Regions from separate parts of the Homo sapiens genome. Here region 2 is linked to region 1. A link is an interaction called in ENCODE POLR2A ChIA-PET data of the cell type or tissue named here. Cell type or tissue: OCI-LY7. All regions are shown on one strand. Each heading gives the region's core, and the rest is flanking DNA. Links, peaks and the distances in the headings are about the cores only. Region 1 overlaps DAAM2 (dishevelled associated activator of morphogenesis 2). Region 2 overlaps DAAM2 (dishevelled associated activator of morphogenesis 2).

Region 1 (8,951 bases), core at 714-8,713:
GCCAGACTCGTCTCAAACTCCTGACCTCAGGTGATCCACCCACCTCGGCCTCCCAAAGTGCTGGGATTACAGGCGTGAGCCACCATGCCCAGCCAGAATTTTTTCTTTTTTTAACATGAGATGAACACTTAAATCAGTAGACTCTGAGTAAAGCAGATTACCCTCCATAATGTGGGTAGGCCTCATTTGATCAGTTGGAGGCCTTCAGAGAAAATGACCGAGGTCCCCCAATGAAGGGAACTCTACCCCTAGACTGCCTTCAGTCTTGAGCTGCAACATCAGCTCTTTCCTGGGTCTCCAGCCTGCTGGCCTACCCTGCAGATTTTTGACTTGTCAGTCCCACAACCATGGGAGCCCATTCCTTAAAACAAATCCAGATATATGTAGAGAGAGATCCTATTGGTTCTGTTTCACTATAGAACACTGATGAACAGAAGCATCATTAGTGGTCTAGAGCTTTTAATTGTGAGGACCAGACTCCCTTTTCCTTTAGAACAGCAACTGCCAACATTGAAGACAGGGCCTGTTCTGCCAGCCTCAGTTCCTGAGGGACTAAAACAAGCAGAGACCCTCTGTTGATCCACTACCGACAGATAACATGAGTAAGAAATACACCTTTGTTGTTTTCAGTCACTGAAATTTGGAGATTGTGTGTTATTACGCATAATCTTTTACTGACTGAAGTGCTCATTGTTTATCTTAGATTTAAGACATTAGGGGGCAAGGAGAGAAACCCAGAAAAGTAATAGAATCATAAAAGGATTTTGATCCTGGCCTCCCAGAAAGACTCCCAGGCACATGGCCCTTCCTCCAGCTGCATAGTTTCCCTGTTGTGTATGTTGGGATCCTGGGAGTCTTAACCCAGAATCCAGCCACAGTTGTGTAAGTGCATCAAAGGTGCGATCTCACTGCTGAAACTTCCCTAGAAAATGTTCAGAGCTCTGCTGAGGAATCTGACCTGGGCCTAGGATGGGAAGCCCTCCAAAGAACAAAAGTTTCCACTACGGCAACAAGAATGTTAAACACGATTTTGAAAAACTTCTCAGCAAAAGAAATGTGATGATGAGTATTTATAAGCCAAAAACCAAAGGCCATTCCCTAGTTCCTGTGAGGTTTCCCGCCACACGGGGAGCGTTAACAGGACTAGAGACGGTACTGGAAACAGACCTGGATGTCCTTGGCTCCACTGCAGATGGGTTAAGTGTGGAGCCTTTGAGAAAAAGCAGTCACAAAGTGTTGATGATTCTCCTTGGAAATCAAGGGTGATCCAGAGGCTGCTGGGACTCCTCCATACCTTTCTTCTCAATGAATAAATCCAGGCCCCTGAACTTAAATACAGAGGTAAAGTGTGGGGTAGAATAAGATATAATGGACTTGAACTATTACAGGAACTATTTAGCTGAGACCAGCAGCTCTCAAAACTGGGGGTGGCTACCCATCACACCCCCTGCCCCCAGAGACATTTGGCAATGTCTGGAGAAGTTTTGTGGTTCTCGTAACTAGTAAATGTTACTGAGATCTACTGAGTAGAGGCTCGGGGTGTTAATAAGCCTCCTATATACAAAAGATAGCCCCCCCACAACCAAGAATTATGTGGCCTAGTATCAAGATTGAGAACCTGTGGCTGTGATCAAATCCCTAGTTATGAGGGTGTGAAGGTTTAGAACAAGAGCAGGAGAACATTTATAGAGCAATATGCCCCATTGCAAAAATAAATACATTGCAGTCAAACTGTGGGACCTCAGATAAGCAGTATCAGCATTACCTGTGAACATGTTAGAAATGCGCAGCCTTGGGCTCTGCCCCAGACTCCTGGATCAAATTCTTTCTCAAGTATTTACTAGAAAAAATACAACGTGTGATTCATATACCTATAGAGAAAAACCAAAACTATCACTAAAGCATCCTGAGAGGTAGCACAGTTCATGTCAGTAGGAAAAATAAATCTTCATTGCTACTCTTCTCCCTATGAGGGAGGAATCCAGCATGAGAATCAGGGTAGAAGGTCCATTCTTTAGAAGTTGTCTTTGGATTTGCAAAGTGAACTGAGGAGCAAAGTTGAGGAGTGGGGCTGGAGAGTAAAGACAGCTGAATTACTCAACATAATAAAGAGGGGGACCTGTTTGAGTGAGTTGCTTGTGAGCACCAAGGGAGAGAGGAGGAAGACCAAATGGTGTAACCTTTGGCCAATCTATTTTAGAATAAGCTTATCCAGTGCTCAATTCTGAATTGTTGTAATACAAATACCCTTGGTCTCCCCAGACCTCCATAAAGTTCACCGCATTCATGAAGCCTTGTGTAAACGGTGTGTGTGTGTGTGTGTGTGTGTGTGTGTGTGTAAACCAGGGGTATGGGAGTAATTCCACATCTGGGTCAACACAGTGCAGAAGAGTTCGTGGTTTGCATGACACCAATAAGAGTTAATGTTTCCTGTGAGCTTACTATGTGTAAGGCACTGTTAAACTGTGTTTAACAGACACAGTTTCATTGAAGGCTCACAGCTGCCCTATGGGGAATACCATGGTTATTTCATATTAGGGATAAGAGGTCTGCAGCAGAGGGAATTTATGCCACTTGCTCAGGGACACCCATACAATGAGTGAGCCTTAGAGACAGAATTGAAATCTCAGCAGTCTGGCTCCAGAGTTCATGTTAATTTCTGGGCCACCATGCTTGTCACCTAGGGGTAGTTAATAATCTTAACGAATTCAGTGGAAATAGGAACTCAGAGCCAGAGGTGATGTGAAAAATATAAGCCACCACCACTTATTTTGGAATCTCCAGACCAGCAGTTCCCAGGCTTCAGTGTGCACCAGGATCACCACGTGAGCTTGATAAGACACAAATCGCTGGGCTGCACCCCTAGAGCTTGATCCAGAAGCCTTGGGCAGAGCCCAGGGATGTGCATTTCTAAGAAGTTCACAGGTGATTCTGATACTGCTGGTCTAAGGTCCCACAATTTGAGAACCACTGCCCTCTGTTTGTGGCAGTGAGATTCAGCTAATTTATTCTGAATCTCAAAGACAGGGCTCCTCGGGTGACATCTGGTCACAATATCAATGACTGAGTGGCTCTGAATTGAATCAGGCTAATACTGAAGAGAATGGAGGAGGAGAGGGATGAGTATCCAGTGGAATTCAACCTGGAAAACTTCCTGGAGGAAGAGCCACGTGGTGAGAACAGATGCTGAGGTTACTTATTTCCTCAAATCTCCTTGATACACACTCCATACAGCAGGGCTCAGGCATTTGAGTTCCACAGAAATGGTGGGAGGGCACCCCTTGTTCTTTGGTGAGTCAATCCAGAAAGGCTTAGCAGAAAGTGAGGAATCAGGAGACATTCTCTTCCATGGAACTAGAAGCTGCCTAGGACAGTGGTTAGGAGAAAGATGAACGCGTTTGAATTGCAGCTCTGCTGCTGTGCCACATGGATCTTACTCCAGGTCCTTAGCTGTTCTAAACTTTAGTTTCCAAATCTGTAAAACAGAAAATCAGTTGTATGTGAAGTGCTCACCACAGTGCTCACCCAACGCCAACGCCAACCCCAACAAAGGCATCAGAGCTCCATCTGTGGCCAGGGAAACCAAGCCAAGGTCAAAGGGGAGGCTGGCTTTGTTACTGCTCCCAACTCACATAGGAGCTGGGAGGTTGAGGTTTAGATGCTCTTCATCTTCTGTCATTTAAAACAGGGTGTCTAATCTTTTGGCTTCCCTGGGCCACACTGGAAGAAGAAGAATTGTCTTGGGCCACACATAAAATACACTAGCACTAACGATAGCTGATGAGCGAGAAAAAAAAAAAAAGAAAGAAAGAAAAAGAAAACTTAAAAAAAATAAAACCTTGCAAAAATCTCATAACATTTTAAGAAATTTTATGAATTTGTGTTGGCCCTCATTCAAAGCCATCCTGGGCCGCATGCAGCCCATGGGCCACGGGCTGAACAAGCTTGATTTAAAAGATCCTCCATCCCACAGGGTATCAGCTGGTCTTTTAGGGCCCCTTTCCCCCAGTTCTCAGTTTCCTCTCTACCAAACAGTGGCCATGACCCTTTTCCACACCTCACTTGACTTATCTCCTCATTTACAAAGTTGGTAATACTAACCAGAAGATAAAACCACAATACAAAACTGTCTAACATCTGCACATATAATATGTATTCAACCATGCTTTTACAATGTATGTGGAGAGAAAAGACTGGAAACATTAACTGCCAAATGTTAAGTGACCTGGGAAGGCAGATTCTCCAAGTGTTGTTTGTGGCCAGGTGGGAAGCTGTGGGAAAGGGGGCAGAGGAACAGAAAGATCAAAGTCTCTTTTCAGTGCCCCGTGATGGGCTCATGAACTAATTTTATTTTTGTCTTCTGCTACTATGTATTTTGTATAATAAATCCATGTTTCTTTTATAATAAAGGAGAGAATTTTTTTTAAAAAAAGCAACTTCATATCCTCCTAAAGCTTTTCTTGATTATAACTCACTCCACACACACTCTGCTCACTCAGCTCACGTGCTTCCTCTTGGTGCCTGTCCTGTTTCTAGCCTATGAATTTGCATAACGCAGCCATAAGAGGTTGCTTTCTAAATGCTTTCGAGCAGATTTCCTATTCATTTACCTTAGATCTTCTGGTAAGCTGAGCTGCCCCAAAGAGGAGGGAGATGCTTCCTCCTAGTGGAAGAGCAGCCAGACTCATCGCCTATGATTCACCCCCACCCCAAAAACTCACTAGAGGGCTCTTCAAACAGTAAGTGGTCCATGCCAAAAGGAACTGCACAGAAAGTGGCCTGTAGGTGAGGAGAACTGTGTACACATACATACACACACACACGCACACACACACACACACACAATCTGCCTCTTCTTTCCTTCTCTCTCCAGAGGAAAATGTCATCCGGTTAGTGCCCTCAGATGAACTGGGAAGGCAAGCTCCCCGGTTGTGGTTTGTGAGGGGTGGGTGGCTGGGGAGGGGAGGTGTCAGGGAGAGCCAATCCACTTCCATCTGGCACTGAAATCTACACTTATTTTCCTGGACTGGACTACGATCCCCTTTCCCAATGTGAGGAATCGTGCTTTCTTGGTGACACACACTTTCCCCCAAGAATGCTTGGCTTTTCAATGAGGAATTCTTATATATTTGGGATTCTTGGAAACAGGACAAAGACTAATGAATTGCTGGCTCTATCCTAGGTTTGGAAACCCTCTAGAACTCACAGGAGCTGGAGGAGGACAGAGGCAGGCAGGAAAAGGGAGTTGAGGGTGTGTTTGCAACAGAGGGGAGGGTGGCAGGATTGAGATGTCAGATTAAATTGTTTGAGTTACAGGCACTCCAAAAGCTACCTGCTGACTCCACAGTCAGAGGTCACCATCCACACTAAGAATAGAAGGCTGACAGGGGCAGGGTGGGGAGGCGGGGGATACTGAGTGTTTGTGGAGGCTAGAGAGTTATAACAAAGCAGAATTCAGGTACAGTCGATTGTCAAGTTCATCATGAAGTGAAATGATTGGGGTACGGTACAGAAAGCACGGGTCTTAGGGTCAGGCACACCTTACTTGGAATCCCCTCTGTGCCACAAACTAGATGTGCAACTTCAGGAAAGTTGACTAAATTCTCAGAACCTCAGTTTCCTCTTCTATAAAATGGGATAATACCCACTTTGCAGAGCTGTTAGAATGAGATGTGTTGAAATGTGCAAGGGCTTAGCCCAGTGTCTGGCACCTAGTGAGCCCTCCATACATGGTAGGTATTATTTAGAGAATTTGAATTTGAAGAGTAGGAGTGTATAAAACCCTTCATAGGAGAACAGCTGCAGAAGGTCTGACTGCCGTGGGTCTGGCCAGGGAGTGGGAAGACCTAGCTCCCGGGGTCCGCAGCAACCAGGCTTATATTCCCCTCCTAACATGCTCTTTGGTAGCCTTTGTTAGTTCTGGCAGGTTTGGGCTATGCACCCTGCCCTATGCCCCAGATACAAATTCTCTGTAGCCTCAGTGTTTAAGTCCAAGGAGTAAATGTGTGGGTTCCAGGTCACCAGAATGAAATCACAGAGGGTCTACAGGGGCCCTGCATCCTCAGTCTCAGTTCCCTCAATTATCAGGAAGGGGACTGGCTTCTCAGTAAACATTAGGCAAACCATCCAACCCTGGTGTCTAAGGAGCTCCATGAGTTCTCAAGCCATCCTGGAGAAAGCCAGGGGCTGAGTTCCTGCCACCCTTCTCAGATCCCCCCGCCAACATCCCCTGCCAAGAGCTCTAGTAACCTGGGCAAACAGACCATGGCCCCCAGGGTGTTCTCAGCCTAACAGAGAAGGCCAAACCCAGACATAAAAGACTTCAGAATACAGCAAAACAAGGGAGAAAGAAAACAGTTTTCTTTCAAAGGAGCTTATATATGCAGAGGGATCATGAGGTGATTTAAGGAATCCACATTCCATGGGGTAAATCCAGGCAGACGTTCCAGAGAGGAGGGTGCCGGGTGGGGTTGCCATTTGGTGTTGCCCACGAGCTCTCCCCAAAAGTCCCCTCCTTTACTCTGTGGCCTGCCTGAAGGAGAACAGGCACTTTGTCCTGAAATAGTCAATGTACATAACCCCTCCATCGCAGGGATGCTCAGGGTGGCTCTAGTTACAACAATAAGGGTTTAACAACTGGAGTGCTTGCAATGGCGGAGGCAGAGAGAGAAAACAAAACAACATCCACATGAGGTTTTCATTTTCTTTAGCCACGTGAGAATGGCCCTGAAGATCCAGCTATAAATACCCAGCTGCCATTGCCACAAGATGGAAAATCACACACACACACACACACACACACACACACACACACACTCCCTTCAGTTTACAGGCTTACAAATGCAAATCAAAGTTTCTAAGAATATCTGCCTTGAGAAGAGACAATGCTGGACCCCTTGTGCTAAATGCCTTGTCAGGAGGCCTCCTCAAACATATCTGAGGACTTGGCAAGGAGCATTCCCACAGCCATCATCAGGGTGGAATGAGGATCTGCCTCCACAACACCCAGGCCAAGCCAAAGCCCACCAGTGGCCACAAACTGGGCTGAGGGGAAGGGTTTTAGATCCCTTCCCTTAGGGTGTAATAAAGAATAGCCTGCTTTACCCAGGACATTTTAGATTGGGTTCGCTAGAAGCAGAGCCTCGGACAGGATGGGTGTATGTGTGATTTGGTGAAACTGAGCTCTCAGGAAGAACCAGAAAGGGAATGAAGGAAATAGGAAAAGGCAGGGGAGGGATCTGGGAAAGAATGTGGTTTCGGGTGAGGTCTAACTTCAGCCTCATGCTGTGAGGAACTCTGAAGGGTGACTTGGACCGAGACACATTTGTCCCCATAAGGGGCAAAAAAATGGGGCTCTTCCCCTTTCCTAGTGAGTCATTGGTCACAGGATGCAGGGGAGAGGTGGGCTGGGGTGGGGCAAGTGGGTGTAACTTCCAGGTACCTCTGGGTAGAGGGGATGGACAACCCAAGGGCAGCCCACACAGGTGTGAACCATTAGCTGGAGCACCCACAGCAACCAGGGGTCTGGGAAGAGCACCAATAGTATTTTCTGCAGACTCTGCCATACCAAGTGGCTTGTTGCTTAGAATTTGCTTTTTCTATTGATTACATAGGTTTTTGTTTGTTTTTATTTTACCTGTGAAGATTTTAGAATCAGCCTGCTGAAGAGAGAAACAAGGTTTGATCGATGTGACACATGATGCTCATTGTTCACCTAATGTCTGATCTCTTCTTCTTTCTTCCTATGAATGGGTCCCTGCTTTTGTTTGCAGCAGCAACATGCCCAATTAAAAAATGTTCAGCTTCCCCCCGGACTCCACTGCAGTTTGGGACCTCTATTCAACAGAATTTTGATGTGTATGGCCAGGACTTTCCGAGAAGCTTATTAAAGAGACTGGAAGTAGCTGGCATGCACTTTTTATGCATTGTCATTTTCTTTCTTCCTGCCTGGAATGCAGATTGAAGATGGAGGTGATGCAGCCACATTGTAACCATGAAGCAATGAGCACAAAGACAAAGGTTCCATTCTAAAGAAGGCTGAAGAAGAGAGAGAGAGAGGGAGCCTGGGTCCCTGATGGCACTGTGGAACCACCCTACCAACTCTGGAGTGTGTCTGCTGAACTGGTTGTGTAAGAAAAATAAAGAACCCCAGTTGACAGAACAACTCTAGCCAGGTTTCTGTTCCATGTGGCTATAGCTGAATATAAATTCTGATACAAACCTCAAAACACTCGTTCTGTGGGGTATACCATGGAAAAAGTCCCTTTAGATAAATTGAGAAGCGCTAGTTTAGACATCGTAAAACTAGGGTGTTTTTTGTTTTTGTTTTTTTACTGCAGTGCTTCTCTGAGCATTGTGGCTCTCTAGGGGGAAAAGTAGGGGAGATGGAAAAGGGCTACTTAAATTTCTTTAACCACAGAACTTTCTTTTTCCCTAGGACAACCATTGTGAGAACTTAGTGTTCCATCAAAGGCAGTTTGGGAAATGCTACAATAGATGACCTCTTCAGATTTCTTTCCTCCTGAACATTTCACCATTCCCCAGCTAGAAGAAACCGAGCAGATAGCCAGGTCTATAAGCAGCCCTGGTACGTGACTTTAATGAGACATGAATGAGAGCCAAAGAACTGAGGCCTGTGAGGTTGGTCACGGAAGAGCAATGAACTAGGTAAATTAAGAAACTCAGGGAGGTGCCAAGTCCCTGAAATTTCAGAGTGCCCACTCCCCCATTACGTTTCTGCTAAGCCATGAGTCTGGCAGAGGCTGTGTCCCTCTGGATCCACAGCTCCTGCCAAGTGGTCCCTCCTGCACAGCTCCAGCAGGCAGAGCTCTGACGACACCACTCCTTGCTCTCACATCTTCAGGTGGAGAAGCACTAACGGCTTCCTGGTGCTGCTCCTTCCTGAGTGCGTCACCATCTCTCTACTCCCTCCTCTGTAAATAGCCTTCTCA
Region 2 (8,951 bases), core at 434-8,433, 52 kb before region 1:
CACCCTGTTGACCAGACTGGTCTCAAACTCCTGACCTCAGGTAATCCACCCACCTAGGCCTCTCAAAGTGCTGGGATTACAGGCATGAGCCACCACGCCCAGCCTGTTGCTATTTTTATACTTCAAGAATCCCATTCTGACCCCAAAGGAAGGGAAACCAGAAGGCACACCTAACAGAAGGCACTAGAAGAACATGACCAGCCAACGAGAAAACAGTCCAGAAACAGCTCTCCATAAACAAGGGCCCAAACTCGCCCTCCTCCCACCAATGATTCTCTGCCACCCTGAGCCATCATCAGCCAGCTCAGCTCTGGGTCTGTCCACCGTGCATGATGCTACCTATGTAGGCAACTCCCCAGGAGCCCTCCCAGGTTTAATAGCAAAAACAATTATTGGGGAAGCAACACACTCACACACTCTACCCCAGGTCCAGAAAGTCAGGGAACAGCAAGGGCAAGGAGAAGGCACCCCACCTCTCCAGCTCCAGCATTGAGGACAGCATTGATGAAGGACATGATGGCTGTTTTCAGATTCACTTCATCCCGGTACCGGCCCAGACTTCGGTCTAGCTCGTTCAGCAGGGTCTAGGTGGAAATGCAGGACAGAGCAGGAGGAGAGGGCTGAGTTCCCAACAGGTGTGGCCTTTGCATCTTTACTCCTGTCGCCTCCACTACCTAGAATGCCCCATCTGCTCTCTCCACCCAATCAGGTCTGTCCAATTTACTCTGGGCTGCCCCAAACCTCACCTCTGCCTGGAAAATTCCCTTGCCTCTCACCTCAGTGGCAGTGCTGCCTCACTTCCTCTCCACTCAGCCTTTGGGGCTTGGTCTACATGGTTGAGCAGTGCTTCAGTGCTGCTTTATCATCGTGCTCCAGCTGTTTACAGCTCATATGTATTCCCTGCCTAGCTCATTTATGGTATGGACACTGCTTTTATCCCTTTTCCGTCTTCTGCAGAGTCAGGACCCAGTTTTTGGCAATAAACCATGGGGTTTGTAACATCAGTTCATGTCTCTATGGACTTACTCTGTGCCAGGCACTGTGCTAAGACACTTCATATTTACTGTTCATCTCACTGATACTTCTCTGGGCAGGTCAGGGAAAGAAAAGAGAATAGCATGGCTGAAGCTCCCAGGGATGGTCCCAGTGTCCCACATTAGGTACTGGCCCAAGTATAGCACCTAAAATCTCAATCTCAGCAATTGCACTCAATTCAGTAATTCTTGACTGAGCCCCTATCATGAGCCAGGTGTTGAGGTTGGAGATGCAGAGCCACAAAAATAATGCAGGCCAATATTCCGGCTTCCAGGAACCCACTGACTAATAAGGAAGACAAGTCCATTTCCCAGCCAAACTCATAACTCTTAAGGCCCTGCATGTGTTTTTATGCAAGCCTTCCAGGTCCCAGTACTCTTCACCTGTTACCTTCCAGGAGCAGGCATGCAGACCACATTACTTTCCTTTTCCCCCAGTTTCTGCTGCAAAGAATCTTCAGGCTCTCACTCACATGTGACATCCTCTGCCCCACCCAGCTGGCATCCCACCTCCAGCCTGGCCCCTCACCTGGAAGCGGGTTCGCTCTGCTGCATACACCTGGTAGTGCAGCATGGCCTGCAGCACCTTCTTGTGGCCACCAGGCACGAGGCACACAGCACCCAGGATCTCCAGCACAGCCACCTTGGTCTTGCTGTTCTCTGTGCGTAGGCTCTGGGCTATGGTACTAATGGCCTCAGGCTGTGCCAGCACATGTGCCCGCCCCTGGGAGTTGTTCATCAATGCTTTGATGCAGCCAATGAGTGAGGTGTGGATGCGGCTCTCACAGGTGGCGTGGTCCATGCTCCGGAGGAAATTTAGCAGACAGGTCAAGCCCTCCAGCTCAATGAAGCGGGTCACAAACCTACAAATCAGAGCCATTAACAAACATATATTTGCATATGATTCTGTGTACACTTTGCAAATAGTTACCCCCTTACCTGTGTACCACCATGCACCTTGTCCCACCTACAGTAGCCACTTGGTTTATTCGTAGTTTATCTAAAGCAGTGAAATCCTATCATCTTCACAAAAGACTTGTGTCTTATTTGCATTTTAAATACTCTGTATTTGCATATCATTGTCAGTTGCATAGCTAAAATGGTATGAATGTGAAGTCCTCTTCACATGATCATGATAATTATCAGAGCTGTTAAACCTGAACACTCCTCTCCAGTGAGGATGGAGATTAAGAGAATTACAGTCGGATAACAAAGAGGGCTTCCAGATAGGAAAGCCATCAGAATCATCAAGTCATGGCGTTAAGCCTAGGGAAGCTACATTTCAAGGGATCCTAAAGAAAATAGCAGAGTTATCTATCTTGAATGTTAGCAAAAAAACATTAAAACCCATTTAGTTCAGGGGTTCTTAATTTGGAGTCTGTGTTCTGCTGAAGAATCTATGGATAGCATTCACAGATCCAAGGACTTGGGTGGGAAAAGAAAATTACATTTTTATTTTTGGTAACTTCTAATTAAAATTTAGTATTTTCCTCAATGATGAATGTCAGCAATAAATGACAGTAGTATTAGCATAATCTGTGACTTTGTCACCCCAAGAAATCACAGCTATTTTCATACCAAATTACAGTTGTACCAGGTATCTCAAAATACCATTTACACTCCTCAGTACTTCAAAATTATGATGGTTATCAAGACTCGCAGCTAGCTCTTGCTATTTAAGGTGTAAAGAAGCAGAATTCATTGCTATCTCATTTTTATTATTTGTAGCTGTATTTTCATTGATTTGTTATGCCTATCTTTTTATCTATTATTTAAAACATCATTTCTGCGAAGCAGTCCATAAGTTTCACCTAGGCGCCGGATGTCCATGGCATGCCCACACACACAGGTACCCTTGATTTAGTAAAATAATTAATGATCTAAGAAAATTATTATAAATAACATTACTTATCCCAAGCGTATTTGTGTTTATGTTATTGTACAAATACGCCTAGAAAATAAAAGAATGTGCTCTCAAACTAAGTTGTTAACAATAGCTATTTTTTTACTTTTTTCTATTTTATGCTTGTCTGCATTCCATAAAATTTCCACAATGACAATATGTAACTTTTGTTAGCAGAATATTATTAAGGGAAATTACAATAAATTGGGGTAGGAGACAAACCTGGCAACTTCCTCTCAACCCCTTTATTTCCTGACTACCTCATCCTTTCCTCTATCCCCTTCCCATTCCAGAGCCCCACCACTACCAGAATGACAAGAGACAATTGGGATGCTCCCATTCTTCTTGAGGCTGTTTCTAGTCTCCTGGGGAGAGAGCTCAGCTCAGACAACATACACATCCCCATGCAATGGATGGCTAGCTTTTCGCCAGGGGAAGGGTGAAGGGTGGCTCCTGATTGTTTGCTCATTTCCATGGTGTAAATGCTCCCAGCATAGCCAATTTCAAGCTACAGATATGATGTCATTGAATGCAGAGTTGGGAAGAGATGCATATTTCATAGTGTTTCCATGCACATACAATGCATGTAAACTCAAAAGTATACCTTATAGTAAAATGTAGAAAAATAATTAGGTAATTTGGGAATGAAGAGTTTCAAGTATTTATTACCTTTGTTTTGATATAACTTACTGAATCTTAAATTTATACAATTGAAATTTTAATCATAGCTACGTTTAACAACCAGCTTACAAAATTGCTGAAAATTTGACACTCAGCATTCGCCAGCTGTTACTAGCCAGTTCCAGCACACCACGGGGCAGACCCAGACACAAGGAGCCCCACTTTGGGCCCCACACGTTGTGGCCTGGGAAGGGAAAGGTGTCCTCCTATGGCTCCAGGACTTCTACCCCATTTTCCATGCCTGCGTTGCTCCCATTCTAGATGGCAAATCCCATCCAGAGACACCACACCGCCCCCTAGTGGTTGGAGTACTTCTCTACCCGTGCGTCCCTCTTTTCCTGGATGGGGCACTCACCCTGCCCCCTCATCCTCACAAGGCTCTTTCTTTTGTACCTTGTCCATTTGGTCACGCTCCTATTCTATCCCCTTACCAAAAATAAATCAATAAATTTTTAAAAAGCACTTGCCCTCGATTCCTCTTTAGAGAGCTCCTCAGGACCTGAGGTTTATCCCACTTTCCCAGGTTTCTCTCCCCTCCTCCCAAGCCCTGGCAGCCTCCCAGGAGAGGAGTAGGGGCTGGGAAGTGAAGTCAGGTGAGGCAGAGTTGGCCAGGAGGACCGGCATGGGAGCAGAGCACTGCACAGGGCTTCGGGAAGGCAAGGAGACCAACTGTGAAGGGACTCAGCAGGAAGCAAGAGGGGGAAACTGAATTACCTCATAGGCTGTGTCCGGAGGGCTGTCTTCAGGTCTTCCACGACTTGGTTCCTCATCTCCGTCTCCTCCTCATCAAACGCGTACAGACTCTGCATCTGAGGGCCAGCAGGTAGAAAGGGGCTGCCTGTCTCCCAACCCTCTGCACTACAGCTCAGGTGTGACCCAGGGGCCATGCTTGCCTCAGAAAGGGTGAGGCCTCAGGGAATGGTTTACTGAGACCGAGTGTCGGCCCCTGGGAAGACCTAGGTTCTGGGCTGGGACTTCACTTTCCTCATCTGTGAAATGGAGAGAAGTACTGGCCCGGTTTATTTCCCAAGTTTGTGTGATGCCCAAATGGATTTTAAAATGTTTAAATGGTTGGGGGACTCTGAGATTGCCCAGAGGAGGGGTGGATTACCTTAAAATTTCATGAATAACTGGAAAGCTGCTGAACTCCAGTGAGTGGGCAGTGGGGCGCTGAGGAGCAGTAAAAGGCAGTTTGGTGTGTGGGGGGTGGGGGCTGGGGGAATCACTCCCTGCCGTAGCCTTTCCAGGTGGGGGCAGGGCAGGAGAGGGGCAGCCACTCACCGCAGCCATGGAATTGATGCGGTCGATGTAATAGTCAGGCCAGCTGGTTGCCAGCTTGTTGGGGTCCTCCTGCTCCTGAAACAAGAAAAAGGACAGCATGGACCAACAGGCAAGACAGGCCCGTGGCCTGAGATCCTGAGCTTCATTCCGTGTCAGCAGAGGGATTCATTTCTCAGCTCTGCCCATGTCGGGTGGGTTGGAGGAAATTACACTCTCCCCCAGGCTTCCATTTCTCCCTTGGTGAAATACAGATGATGAACATTGACTCTCATGGCCAGACAACGACGCGGGCAGAAACTATGCAGGTGTGTGTACTTTCAGTGAGCAACGTGCACCATTTTTTAAAAATTCTTTTCTCTTGTTCTGTTTGCTCAGCTTGTATTTAATGAAATATAATTTCCTGGCTGTTGAATCTAATTCAGATTCCTGTTTATTTTTATACATCTTTTTACTTTTTCTGATAATCTCATTCTCATATTTTACAAAAGTATTGGTCTGTGACAGTTTGGAAATTTAAAAACTTAAGTCTTTCAGGTATTTCTAGAACACTAATAGAAAACACTTGGCACATAGTAGGCACTCACTAAATAGTAACTTTAGAAAAATAGAGAAATTTCCAAGGCTTTGGGCTTTGAAAAGACTCAGGAGACCCCCTTAGGCCTGTGATTTAATTCCTGGCAAACTCCTGAATGAGGGGGATGTGCAGCGGGGAGGCAGAGCCCAGATCCGAGGACCTCTGGCCCAGTGCTCAGCCCTCAAGAGACAGGCTCGACTCTTCCCCAAGTATGGGCAAGAATGATGGGAGTTAAAGAAATATTAATGTTGACTGAAAATCCAGCCTTCTCCAGCCAAATGGATCTGCTTCTGGGCCTCACACCCATCCTGCTCATTCCTGTTCCTGTGCCCCAGGTCACTTTGGAGGCTCCTCCCCATCTGCTTTCTCCACTCTCCTGCTTCCAAATCGGCATGAAAACTTAACTTCCTCCAGACCCTCCCTGACAAAACACCTCTCTGCCAGCTGCCAGCGGGCCCTGCAGCTCTCAGCTCCATCCACTCAATGTTTTCTATTTTGTTTCACAAAATACAAATCTTAGACCAGTAGAAAAGCTGCTTTGTTTGGGTCTTTATGACTTCACATGGTTAAATGTTAAATTTAATCATGGTTATACATGTTAAATTCTCCATGACTGAAGGCCAAACATTCTGCCTTCTGCCTTGGGGAGGGGAATCAGCACCAAAAACAATTGTGTCGGCAAACACATCCTTTCCTAAACTTGCTGGCTCGTCATTTACCCATGCCATATGCACTGAATGGGGACCTACTAGATGCCAATCACTGTGCTGAGCTCTGAAAGTACGGAGTAAAGAGTCATGGTCTCTGCCTTCCATGTAACAGTCCAGTGCCAGAGAAAGGGTGGTAAATGTTCTATGGTAGAGCCACCCATAGCAGACCTTGGGGGGTGATCCATCCAACACAGAAGGCTTGTAGGGGGTTGGCGTGAGTGGTCTAAGAACACTGGGCTATTAAAGAGCATTACAGCTAAGACAGGTGGGGAGGGTGTTATAGACAGAGGAAGTGCCATGTGGGAAGGTGGAAGGTTGTGAAAGTGTGTGGGGAAATTACAATTTGGTTTGGAAGGCAGTGAGAGATGCCTTCTATTTTAATAAATCTTTTTTTTTTTTTTTTTTTTTTTTTTTTTTTGAGATGGAGTTTCGCTCTTGTTGCCCAGGCTGGAGTGCAATGGCATGATCTCGGCTAACCACAATCTCCACCTCCCAGGTTCAAGTGATTTTCCTGCCTCAGCCTCCCGAGTAGCTGGGATTACAGGCATGTGCCACCACACCTGGCTAGTTTTGTATTTTTTTAGTAGAGATGGGGTTTCTCCATGTTGGTCAGGCTGGTCTCGAACTCCCAACCTCAGATGATCTGCCCACCTCGGCCTCCCAAAGTGCTGGGATTACAGGCATGAGCCACCATGCCTGGCCATTTTTTTGTTTGTTTGTTTGTTTGTTTTAGCAGCTGTAGAAGAGACCAACTTAAGGGAACTCCATAGTAAATCAATTTGGAAAATGGAGAATCATGAGATATGATTAATTACGCCTGAAATTTCTTTCCTTCCTTCCTTCTTTCCATGATTTGAGCTTTTTAAAGACCTGCTTTTCTCACAATGAGATGCATAAACACAGAGTGTTATATTCTGCAGGTGCTTAATAAGCATGCATTGAGTATACTAGACAATGGCTCATAGCGTGTGCAGCCCATGCCTCTTGTCACAGGTCCTCAGCCTCTAGCACTATTTTCCCCAGCAGTCTCAGGTTCTAGCAATGGGCAGCCAGTTGCCATAACGGACTGGGTGGGCTGTGGGTGAGTTTTGCCTCTCTAGGCCTTCTTGGCCTCATTTGTAGAATAAAGAATGAGACTGCATCGACACTGTGTGGTTTTCCAGGTTCCTGCAACTCTGAAATGGTGTATATTTGAATCCTCCAATGTTACAAGGTCAGTCTGGCTCAGTGTGGAGACCTCGGAATGGGATAAAGTCTTCAGCAGGAAGAGTAAGAGAAGAGCTATGAGGGGGCACAGGAGCACAAAGGATACATGGCTCAGACTCCGCCCAGACCTTCCTGTCTCCTCCCAGGAGGGAGGGAGCCTAAGCCTCAGGCGTGGGAATAGCCAGGCTCTGGTCCCCAAACACCAAAGCAATGTAGGAGGGCAGAATAACAAGTTTTAGACTTGGGACTCAAGTCTGAAAACTGGGAGGGTGGAGGGGAGAGGAGGAAAGTAGGCCATGAAAAGAAAATTCAGGAGCAAAAGAAACAGACTAAAATAGAAAGGGGGCAAGAGAGAGACGTAGAGACAGAGGCAAGCTGAAGAAACACGGAGATGGAGACAGCAGAGAGAAGAATGCACAGCCGCTGGGAAAGCAGAAGGGAGGAGATCAAGTCCAATTAAGCCCCACTGGAGCTCAGCATACCCCTTTCTAGGGAGGGCCATAGCAGGAGGCTAACAGCATCTTTTAATGAGCAAGAAGAGAGGGAGGATATGCTGAGGAGAACATGGACAGATGTGTGAGCCCTAGCCTGGGACAGAGTGGAGACTAAAGATCCAAAAGAGGACATCCCTGCCCCCCAAACTGATTTCTTATAGCAAAGCTGCTCCAGGTATGGTCCATGATGCCCACCCTCCATGCCTGGGAGCAGGCACGAGAGAGTCCAGACTCTGCTTCTTTGTCTGTCTCCCAGCAAGCCCCAGTCCTGGGATGCAGCAGGTCCTGCTTTAAGCGTTTTTGAAAAAGAGAATCCTATTTCTTTGAGTGTAAGCTCCAGGACAGCAGAATTTCCTTTTTCTATTTTATTCACTGTTGTTCCTCCAACACCTAGAACAGGGCTGGCATGTAATAAACATCAGGTGAATGCATGAGCATGCCAAGGCAGCAAGAGCCACCCCATGCCATGAACCCTGAGATGTGGCCAGAGGGGTCAGAGAGGGCACCTTCTTCTTGCTGCAGTAGATCTGCCATTTCTTCTCAGGGGGCAGTGCAAACATAGCCTCTCGGTTTTTGTCAGTGAGATCCAATTCATCCTGCAAAGACAATAAGAAAAAATACGTCTGACACTAGGGATGGTTGAGATTAGAATAGTCAGCCCTGCAGGAAATTACAATTCCCCCAAATCAGTTCCTCAGGCTACTACTATCTTCCTCCCGAAGAGCATCAAAGATATGATAGGGCATTTCTTTTTCTATCAGAGATACAGCCCCATCCCCTTGCCTCAACCAACCCTATGTGACTTCTATTGCACTCCCTTTACTTCCTGTCCACCCCCAGCCTTGTCTCTGCAAATCCACCCTCCTGCTTCAGGTCACCCTGTTCCCTGCCCATCGCCTGCATTGCTTTGCTAGCTCCTGATCCTCTCGCCCTGGGGTCTCTTGTCTTCCATCCCTTGTCATTCTTAAGCTTGTGGACACCATAATACAAAGCCTAACAAAGAAGGGAATTGTCTGCAGATCTCGTTCTGCCTCTCTCAGATTCTTGCCCCATCCTTCACATCTACCT

What was found. ChIA-PET counts read pairs that join two places held together with the same protein. Peaks named below come from ENCODE experiments on the same cell type or tissue, not always from the same donor. Only the 100,000 strongest peaks of a DNase experiment are listed, where the experiment ranks them.
Region 2: POLR2A ChIA-PET joins it to region 1 with 6 read pairs; 1 of 35 experiments calls an interaction of 5 or more read pairs at or near these places.

Annotation. Positions count from the first base shown.
Region 1 is chr6:39,809,040-39,817,990 of GRCh38, reverse strand. The region is part of intron 1 of DAAM2 (dishevelled associated activator of morphogenesis 2); the gene reads right to left. It overlaps LOC124901487 (a long non-coding RNA gene), which reads left to right. Exons shown (of 2, transcript XR_007059917.1): 2 at 7,959-8,161. Among named protein-coding and RNA genes, the nearest start is that of DAAM2, 21 kb to the right of the region's middle. In OCI-LY7, for the core only: CTCF peaks have their summits at 2,817, 3,024 and 4,675 (motif pointing left); DNase peaks (open chromatin) are centred at 2,980, 4,600 and 6,800; H3K4me3 peaks cover 1,967 bases; H3K27ac peaks cover 3,223 bases.
Region 2 is chr6:39,860,456-39,869,406 of GRCh38, reverse strand. DAAM2 (dishevelled associated activator of morphogenesis 2) reads right to left here. Exons shown (of 25, transcript NM_001201427.2): 3 at 8,390-8,479; 4 at 4,900-4,974; 5 at 4,333-4,427; 6 at 1,564-1,897; 7 at 474-584. Among named protein-coding and RNA genes, the nearest start is that of DAAM2-AS1, 32 kb to the left of the region's middle. RefSeq lists an enhancer at 4,411-4,910. In OCI-LY7, for the core only: CTCF peaks have their summits at 1,436, 1,646 (motif pointing left), 3,721 and 3,920 (motif pointing left); DNase peaks (open chromatin) are centred at 1,616 and 3,926.